Regions from separate parts of the Homo sapiens genome. Here all the other regions are linked to region 3. A link is a contact called in ENCODE Hi-C or POLR2A ChIA-PET data. All regions are on one chromosome and are shown on one strand. The core of a region is the stretch at or near the end of the contact, and the rest is flanking DNA. Distances in the headings are between cores, read along the strand shown. Region 1 overlaps NOX3 (NADPH oxidase 3). Region 2 overlaps TIAM2 (TIAM Rac1 associated GEF 2). Region 3 has its middle 89 kb from the start of ARID1B.

Region 1 (2,700 bases), core at 144-2,643, 1.3 Mb before region 3:
GGTGCCCGAAGTTATGCTTTAATGAAAAACAAAACAAATTACACTTCCTCTGCCTTCTACACACACACACCCCTATTTATGCATGAATGTGTATAGGTATATGCATATAAATGCATGGAAAAGGAATGGAATGAGACATATTCAACTGTTTAATGGTGAGTTTCTTAGGGAGCAAAGTTGGGGAGGTGTTTAGTTTGGGGAGGGAGGTGAAGGGAGATTTTAAAATGTTTGTGTATTTCATTGGACTCTTTTGCAAGAAGACTGTAGTCACGCAATCTGTGGTTAATAAACCAAGATATTAAACATATTAATACTGGTCACTTCCGCACAGAGCAATGGTGAGGGCTGATGGGGTACTGAGGCCTTTTGAGGCCCTCCGAGGAAAGACAAGAAGCATACATTTCTTTAGGAGAAGCATGAATGGCCCCTCCTAAAGAGGCCAACTGATGGCAGGAATCTTGGTGATTAGTAGAGATGATCAGTTCCAGGAGTAGTCAGAGCTCCAGTGTGAGGGAAAGTGAAAGTAAATAATTTCTCAAAGTAAACAGATTAAATTAAATGCATTTTTCATTCACTAGAAAAGAGAGCAGGCCCTCCTTTGTTTTATTAATATATTTTAGTAGAGTATGGATTTTTTGTCTTTTTTGGCCTCTTTCCCTTGTTCCCACTGGCCCGTGCTGTCTTTTTATTTGAATTATCTGTTTATTATATTAGGTTAAGAACCCAAAGGCCATTTTGCATGGGACACACTATAAATACCCATTATCATGGTTATATATTATGGAGCTGATGAAGGAAGACAATTTATGAAGAAATGAGATTATCTCAGTTCTTGTATAATCTGTTGTATCGTAGTCTGAAGACTACATATGCAGTTAAGAAAACGAACCGCATCTTGCAGTTGGCAGTTGTCTCAGTCCTGACTGCACAGCTGTGATATTAGGGAGAACTAAAATGTGTAAGCCAATCTATTTATGTCAGCAATCCTCCCCCTCCCTCCCCATTCATACACACCTATTTCATTCATCATTTTGACAGTTTGCACAAGCAAACCGTCCTAATTTTTTTTCAAGAGCTCTTTTCACAAATTGAGTGTGATGTAGAATTAATCATACCCGTTAGGCAGGAGGTGGAGGACTTTATTGCTAGAGGGCATTTTTCACCCCCAGCATTCAGCTTCCTCCATATTGCATCACAGAGAATTCTCAACCACCCTCAGCCTTCCCTCATCCCACAGGGGCACAGCGTTCTCAGCTGCCTTCAACTCAGTGAAGTTTGGCTCTTACTTCTGCGTTGAAAATATTTCTTTCATGTATTACAACTTTTTTCCATTTTCATCACAGCAAGCCATCATTATACTTCTTGTTATTTGGCCTTCTTGGGAAATCCCCTCCTGCCCATTCTTCCCCCTCCCCTTCCACTCCCCGCCCCCTCCCAGATCTTTCAAAACAAAAGTACTTAGAAACAAAGATATTTTAAGACATCAGCTTCAAATGGAAAGTACTACTTATGACGCTTCCCACTGAGGAAGTGGCAGGCGCCTTATTGGTTGTGCTCCTGCATTTTACTTAGAAGTTTTCTAGAATAATGCAACAGAGGAGAAGGGTAAAGAAGTTCTAGTTTGCAACGGTGACAATTGAGAAAACTTTGGTGCACATTTTTTCCTATAGACTTGCAACTTGAGTTTTGTGTGTAAAAATGTATGCCTTATGCCAACCAGTGTTTTTACACATGGAGGAAAAAAAAATCCCACCTAATCGCAGTTAACCATTTAAGCTTAAAATTCTGGCTCTCAACGCCTATGCGAGTTGTCCTTTCCTTCCTTATTACAAAAGAGGACAATCTGAAAACTATAGTCCAGACTTAAAATTGTGAAGACACCGTTAGATAAATATGTACTGCTTTGCTCTGTGGCACTTCAAAAATTATATAGACTCTGACAGTTTAGTGGAAGGAGTAGTCTTTATATCTCAAAAGCATGTAGGTAGCCCTGACAAATATTAGTTACATAAGCCTAATAGTAGCTATACTCAAACCAACACAAAGTTGCTTTAAAAGAGAGAAACTTCCTAAACCTGTTCTCATGCCTGCAGACGCTTAAGGAATTGGATCTGAACTGTAATTTTCAGCCCAAACTTTCAATAGCATGAAAACCTCACTTCTTCCATGAAAGAACTTTGAAGCAGAAATCAGAAACACATGCTCAGGTCCTGACTCAGTGGTGAACAAGCTGGGTGACTTTGGACAAATCATCTCCGCTCGAGGTGCAGATACTGACTTTCATGGTCCTATGCAAAGCTAGGAGATTAGGACCTTTAAGTTATTTTATGATTCCACACTTTAGCTTCCTTTCTCCCATATGACATTATTTCTGCCCTTATTTTCACCTGAGTCGTGTCCAAATAGTCCCTCACATTTTTATAAGCGATGAAAACATTGCTTTTATATTTTTTACTCTACTGTTTCTGTTTCTTGGAATAGAGATCAATGTCCCTATTTTATGGTTTTGTGGTGACTGCAGTGCTGAAAGCCTTGAGAAACGCCACAAGCAGAGCCCAGGAATGACAATGGAATGCTGAGAAAGGAGGCAAAATTAAGATTTTGTAGGCTCCTGTATGAATTTTAAAATTTTTGGGGGTTCTTATAAGATTTTTCCTCTATATTCCTAGTAAAATAATTGGAATTTAGTAAAAATCATTG
Region 2 (2,700 bases), core at 184-2,683, 1.5 Mb before region 3:
ATCTCGGCTCACTGAAACCTCTGCCTCCCAGGTTGAAGCAGTTCTTCTGCCTCAGCCTCCTGAGTAGCTGGGATTACAGGCACCTGCCACCAAGGCTGGCTAATTTTTGTATTTTTAGTAGAGATGGGGTTTCACTATGTTGGCCAGGCTGGTCTTGAACTCCTGACGTCGCGATCCACCCACCTCAGTCTCCCAAAGTGCCGAGATTACAGGCGTGAGCCACTGCACCCAGCCAGTTCTTACTCTGCACTTACCATCTCTTACTGTTAGCCACTCTGTCAAGTGCGTATGTCATGGCTCCCAGGAAAGCTTGTAATCGATATAGTTTATATATGCCCTATTTCTATTAGATGTAGTCATTTAATGGCTGAGGATGACTGATTTGTAATAAAGGCCCATAATTTTAGGGTCCTATCTCTTCCAGCATTATATAACAATGTAAAATTCTTACTTTGAAAGTTAAGAGGCCTGGCATGGTGGCTCGTGCCTGTAATCCCAGAATTTTGGGAGGCTGAGTCAGGTGGATCATTTGAGACTAGCCTGGGCAACATGGTGAAACCCTGTCTCTATCAAAAATGCAAAAAATTATCCGAGTGTAGTGGCTTGCTCCTCGGAGGCTGAGGTGGGAGGATTGCTTGAGCCTGGGAGGCAGAGGTTGCAGTGAGCCAAGATCGCACCACTGCACTCTGACCTGGGTGGCAGAGTAAGACCCCATCCCTGAAAAAAGAAAGTTATGAAACTATAGCATCAGTACACTTCCTATTAACAGAGTTTATGTTGGACTTTGAAAATAAATTTTGCTGATGTAGCCACTTACAGTGAGAATTTAAGCTTAGTGCTTAAGATGGGCTCAAATCAACAGGTCCCATCGATGCTCTAAGGAGTGAGAAGAAACTATGATTTCTGCATTTGTTTTACTCCTATTTGTTTTAGCTAAGCATTACTTGTGATGTAGGGATACTGAAGAAATTCCTTTCATTTATAGGACAATTTTAATGCAGCCTCTGTAATTTCTGTGCTATCGTACCCAGATAACTAGATTCAGATAGAATGGCAGATAGAACTAAGGGTGTAATTTGTTTTTTTATATCTCTGGGACTTAAAATTCTGCCTGAGCTGGCTAAATAATTAATATTTCATTTTGCTACTTTTCATCTGCTAATCATTCTTGGAGAATACTTGTAACCTGCACAAACCTATTTTTATACAATAAGTACATTACGCCCATTTCTATAACACAGAAAGGCTGTTGTGAGGGAGGGGCCGTGTGCATTTTAAACTATTTCACTCTAATTGATGCATCATATAACAGCCCAACAGTGAGTCACCCTAATTCAAAATCTGTTAAGTCTGGAATAAAGCCAGTCTTACTTGAACATTTTTTTAGAGGACACTTTGGCTTGCCAAAAATGAAAGCTTTTCATAACGAACGTCTGGATGAGTAATAGTGAGTCTTACACGGCCTTTGAAGGGAGGTGTTTGTCATGGAGATTGTGACAACAAAGTCCCCACTAAGGCTCAGATGGCGGCAACCCCAGAAGCTTCATTGCAGAAATTGTGACAGCCCCTGGGCCTTGGCCCCTTCTTCTGGAAAATTGGCTTGGGGTATTCCAACTTTCTGTGGCAGTGAGTGAATGCAGTATTGTCATCTTAGTCATGAGCTGTAAACTGAAAAAAAAACCTAAAAAACCCCAAAAAACCCCAAAACCAAAACAAACCCCCTAATATTGTTTTCTTAAATGGAAAATATGAATGAAACAGCTTACTCTTCACCACAGTATGGTAATCTGTTTAGAGAGAATATTAATACACAACCCTACATAGCATATATATATGCATACAGCTAGCGAGCTAGCTAGATCCATCTTTGTTTTTCTTTCATATCAACCGATGTGTGGGCCTCAGTCCAAGAAGGAAATAAACACTTTCTCTTCTATGACATTTTACTGTTGTTAAGAAAACTGGGAGCGTGCAACTCCCTTTTGTGTTTTCTCCTCATCTCCCTTGCAAATAGACTTTCCTTTTATCAGCCACTGTGGTGGTTTGGGCCCATTTGTGACAGCCAGATTGTGATTTTGCTACTCACTTCCCTTCAGTGATCCAAGTAGTAATTACAAGCCATTTGATCCAAAAGCATCTGCTGTGAGAACACACGGAGTTTCAATTTTTTCTCCTTGCTGCATACTGAGCATAAGTAATTTGACATGTGGTTTCAGGACCATTGATGTAATAATAATAATAATAAATACTTCTGTGGAATGCCCTCCAAGGAGAGCTAAAGTGATTTGCAGACGTTCACTAGTCAGTCTGGAGTGACTGTGGCTGCAGCCCAGTGATGTTCCCGTGTCGTGATGGCCAGTTGGAGCTGACTGCAAGGTGATCTGAGCAGCAGTGGCCAGAACAGTGGCCCAGGGCTTTGGAACAAAGGATGATTCTCAGGAAGTTCTTTATAGTGGCCATCGCTGAAATGCAGTAGCTACTCCCAGTACAGTATAATGCCCTGATCCAGCCTCAGCTTCCAAAAAAAATCTTTACAATTTATGTCTTTCAAATGCAATTCCTCCCATCAGTCTCCTAACCACCCCACGAGGCTGGCGTTTTTAACCTCTTTTGAAGGTGAAGGAACAGAAGTGCAGAGGCACTAGATAACAGCCCCTAACAAGGCTGAGATTTGACCTGGATTGCCTTGCTATTATTGTA
Region 3 (2,700 bases), core at 164-2,663:
GCAGGGAGCCTCAGACGCCGCGGGCGCGCGTGCGCGGTGCGGCCCCCACGCCCCGGCCGCGGCGGCCTCGGCGGCGCCAGCCTCCGGCTCGGCGAGCGCGGCGGCGGGCGGGCCGCAAAACCTGGGCCGGAGCCGGGCGCGGAGCGGGCGGCGCCGCGGAGTTTGGGCGGCAGCGCGGCCCGGCGAGGAGCTGGAGAAGCCGGCGGCAGGGGGACGCGCACGCCGAAGAAAAGCCCCTCTCCCGCGTCCCTCACTCGCTCCTGGAGGCCGAAGAGCGGGGCTCGCGATGCCGGTGCAAGATTCCCAATCAGGCCTGGGAGGAAATGGATGCAATTAGGGCACACCCCCGTCCCGCAGTTGCCAGGAGCCTGAAGATCTATGACCGACTTAAGCCATTTCTGGAAAAGTCATATTTTCCAGGCTTTCGTGAAATACTCATTGCTCCTATTCTAAATCTGGAGGCGAATGTGCATCTATTTCAGGGGGAATGAAAGATGTGAAAAGTAGACTGGGCTCCGGGAAATGTGGGTAATGGGACTGGACCTGCGCCTGGGGTCCGCCCACCCGTCATCTCCCGGGAGCCCCCCGACGTGTGCCATTAAGCATAAGGCGCGTTAAGCGCTGCCACAAAGTCCCGAAAAGGCGAATTAAAAAGGATCACTTCTCCCTCAGGATCTTGATTTTTACTAAGGGAAAACGTGCGTTAAAGAAAAGCCAGCGAGCGCTGGCGTGGCCCTGTCATTATCTTGGCGTCTCTGCTGACCTCCATTTCAGCCTGGACTACACTGGGTTCCAGTTCTGTTTTCCTATTTCCCCGGACTCCTAGAGGGTGGATACCAAGGCTGATTGTTGTCTGTTCTGCCCCAGCCCTCCAGGGTACACCATAGGTGCTCAGTAGATGACTCCTGAGTATATATTGGAGGTGATAGTAAAATGCTACCAAGCACAGAGGAAAGAACAGTTAAAGGGTCAGACGGTGCTTTGTGAAAGGCCAGGCATTTGAGCTGGATTCTGAAGACCAACTCTAGATGACAGTAAAGGCCACTCCAGGTTGAGGGAACAACATGAGCAAAGCAGGGAACCTACAATGAGTAGGAAAGTGATGAATCTGCATAGGGGGTTACTCAGGGGGCATAGAAAAGGAAGCCAGGAAGCCACTGAATACCTTGCCACACAGGTAACAGCCAGGAAAAGCACAAAACATGCTGTTCAGTGGTTCTGGAATATGGGCATGCAAATATATAATAAAATAAGCAATGTGGATATACAAAAACAAAAGTAAAAAGAAAAACAGGACAGTTTATTGGGGAATTTCAGAAAAAGTACATGAAACAAAAAAGAAATGTCAAGGAAAATCCCTGGCCTGAAACTCCCAGAACAAAACATTTAATACCATTTGTGGGGGCTCTTTATGAAAGAGGGAGAAAGAAAAGAGGTAACAAAGAGGAACTAGTGTTTTGATTAAAGATCTTTGACCATAACAATGCGAAAGCATAAGGTCTCTTATCATAAGAGACCTGTGTCTTATCCTGTATCATAAGACACAGGAGATTTTAGACATCACTGTTAAGAAAGAGCTGGAACTCAGAATTAACAAGAGAAGAGGGAGAGATTAAACAGAAGATAAATGTGGATCATCAAGGAATTTTAAATTGTAGCACAGTCACTCAATAGAGTATTATGCAGTCATTAAAACTGCAGTGTATTTATTGGAAGGATGTTCACAACCTATTGTTATGTGAAGAAACAAGTTACAGATGAGCAGATCTGGAGGGACATACTTAAAATGTTAGCAGCGGCTCTCTCTTGATGTTTTGATTGTTAGTGATTTTTCGCTTTCTCCTTCATGCCTGTATTACCTGAATTTTTACAATGAGCAATTAATAAAACAATAAATGAACACAAGATTAAGCAAAGTTTTAATCTTGTGAAAATGTATGTGAGTTTTCTGTTGTGAAACTGAAATGATGTCTGTGGCATTGGAAATCCTCAAGGCAAAGAAGGAAAGAAGAGAGCCTCCCGAGTCATACTAATCAGAGGCCTGCACACGTGCTATTTGGTACTCTCTGTACCATCTGGCTCAAGCTACTTCAAGACCTGTCTGGGCCTCAGCAACCTGATCTCGAAATGAAGGGAATATTAGCATCTACCTAACAAGTGGCTATGAAGACCAGAAATGATATCTGTAAAACGCTTAGTGCTCAGACCCCACGAGGCGCCCAGGGCTCCGTGAGTGGAAGCTCTCATAGGAGCAAAGAGCATAGGCTTTAGAAAATGCCTTTCTTCTGGGATCCTTCCTTTACCACTGTGGTGGTCATTAGAGCTGTCTGCAAAAATTCCTCCTCTCCCTTTGAGATAATAAGAGTGTACTTCCTTGGCCCTCTGAAGTTACAGGTACCATGTGACAGCCTCTGGCCAACAAAATAAACAGAAGTAACATGTGCCAGCATTGAGCACTTTGCGGTCTTCTCCTTTTCCACTTGCATGACAACCAGCAGTGTCCTGGTAGTGTCTGCCGAGGTCCTAGATTGAGGAAGAAGCCTCCAGAGACCTTGGTAGACATTTAGCAGGAGGGAGGAATAAATCTTTGATATTGTAAGCCACTAAGATTTGGGAGCTCTTTGTTATCAAAGCTCAGTTTAAGTCACCCTGACTGACACAGCTACTTACTAGTTTCGTGACCTTGAGAAAGTGACCTAC

The links. A loop is a pair of places that touch in the nucleus more often than their neighbours do. ChIA-PET counts read pairs that join two places held with the same protein, here RNA polymerase II (POLR2A). Pooled maps may share reads with other maps.
Region 1: a map of CD8-positive, alpha-beta T cell shows a loop between it and region 3 (20-fold over the local background). The contact joins two enhancer-like sites. A Hi-C loop is called at or near these places in 2 of 168 maps with a recorded cell type or tissue (CD8-positive, alpha-beta T cell and naive thymus-derived CD4-positive, alpha-beta T cell) and 10 of 50 pooled maps. POLR2A ChIA-PET finds 5 or more read pairs at or near these places in 1 of 52 experiments (activated T-cell).
Region 2: a pooled map shows a loop between it and region 3 (10-fold over the local background). The contact joins two enhancer-like sites. A Hi-C loop is called at or near these places in 6 of 37 single-sample maps with no recorded cell type and 9 of 50 pooled maps.

The regions. Positions count from the first base shown.
Region 1 is chr6:155,417,163-155,419,862 of GRCh38, forward strand. The region is part of intron 10 of NOX3 (NADPH oxidase 3); the gene reads right to left. Among named protein-coding and RNA genes, the nearest start is that of NOX3, 37 kb to the right of the region's middle. RefSeq lists enhancers at 1,140-1,289, 1,390-1,449. Within about 2 kb of position 1,394, at least 9 of the 41 ENCODE cell types and tissues checked have a DNase peak (open chromatin) inside an H3K27ac peak, as active enhancers do.
Region 2 is chr6:155,169,883-155,172,582 of GRCh38, forward strand. The region is part of intron 9 of TIAM2 (TIAM Rac1 associated GEF 2); the gene reads left to right. Among named protein-coding and RNA genes, the nearest start is that of CLDN20, 93 kb to the right of the region's middle. RefSeq lists enhancers at 1,365-1,424, 1,465-1,884, 1,915-1,974. Within about 2 kb of position 1,434, at least 18 of the 41 ENCODE cell types and tissues checked have a DNase peak (open chromatin) inside an H3K27ac peak, as active enhancers do.
Region 3 is chr6:156,687,403-156,690,102 of GRCh38, forward strand. No RefSeq gene overlaps it. Among named protein-coding and RNA genes, the nearest start is that of ARID1B, 89 kb to the right of the region's middle. RefSeq lists an enhancer at 1-460 and a silencer at 1-123. Within about 2 kb of position 1,414, at least 8 of the 41 ENCODE cell types and tissues checked have a DNase peak (open chromatin) inside an H3K27ac peak, as active enhancers do.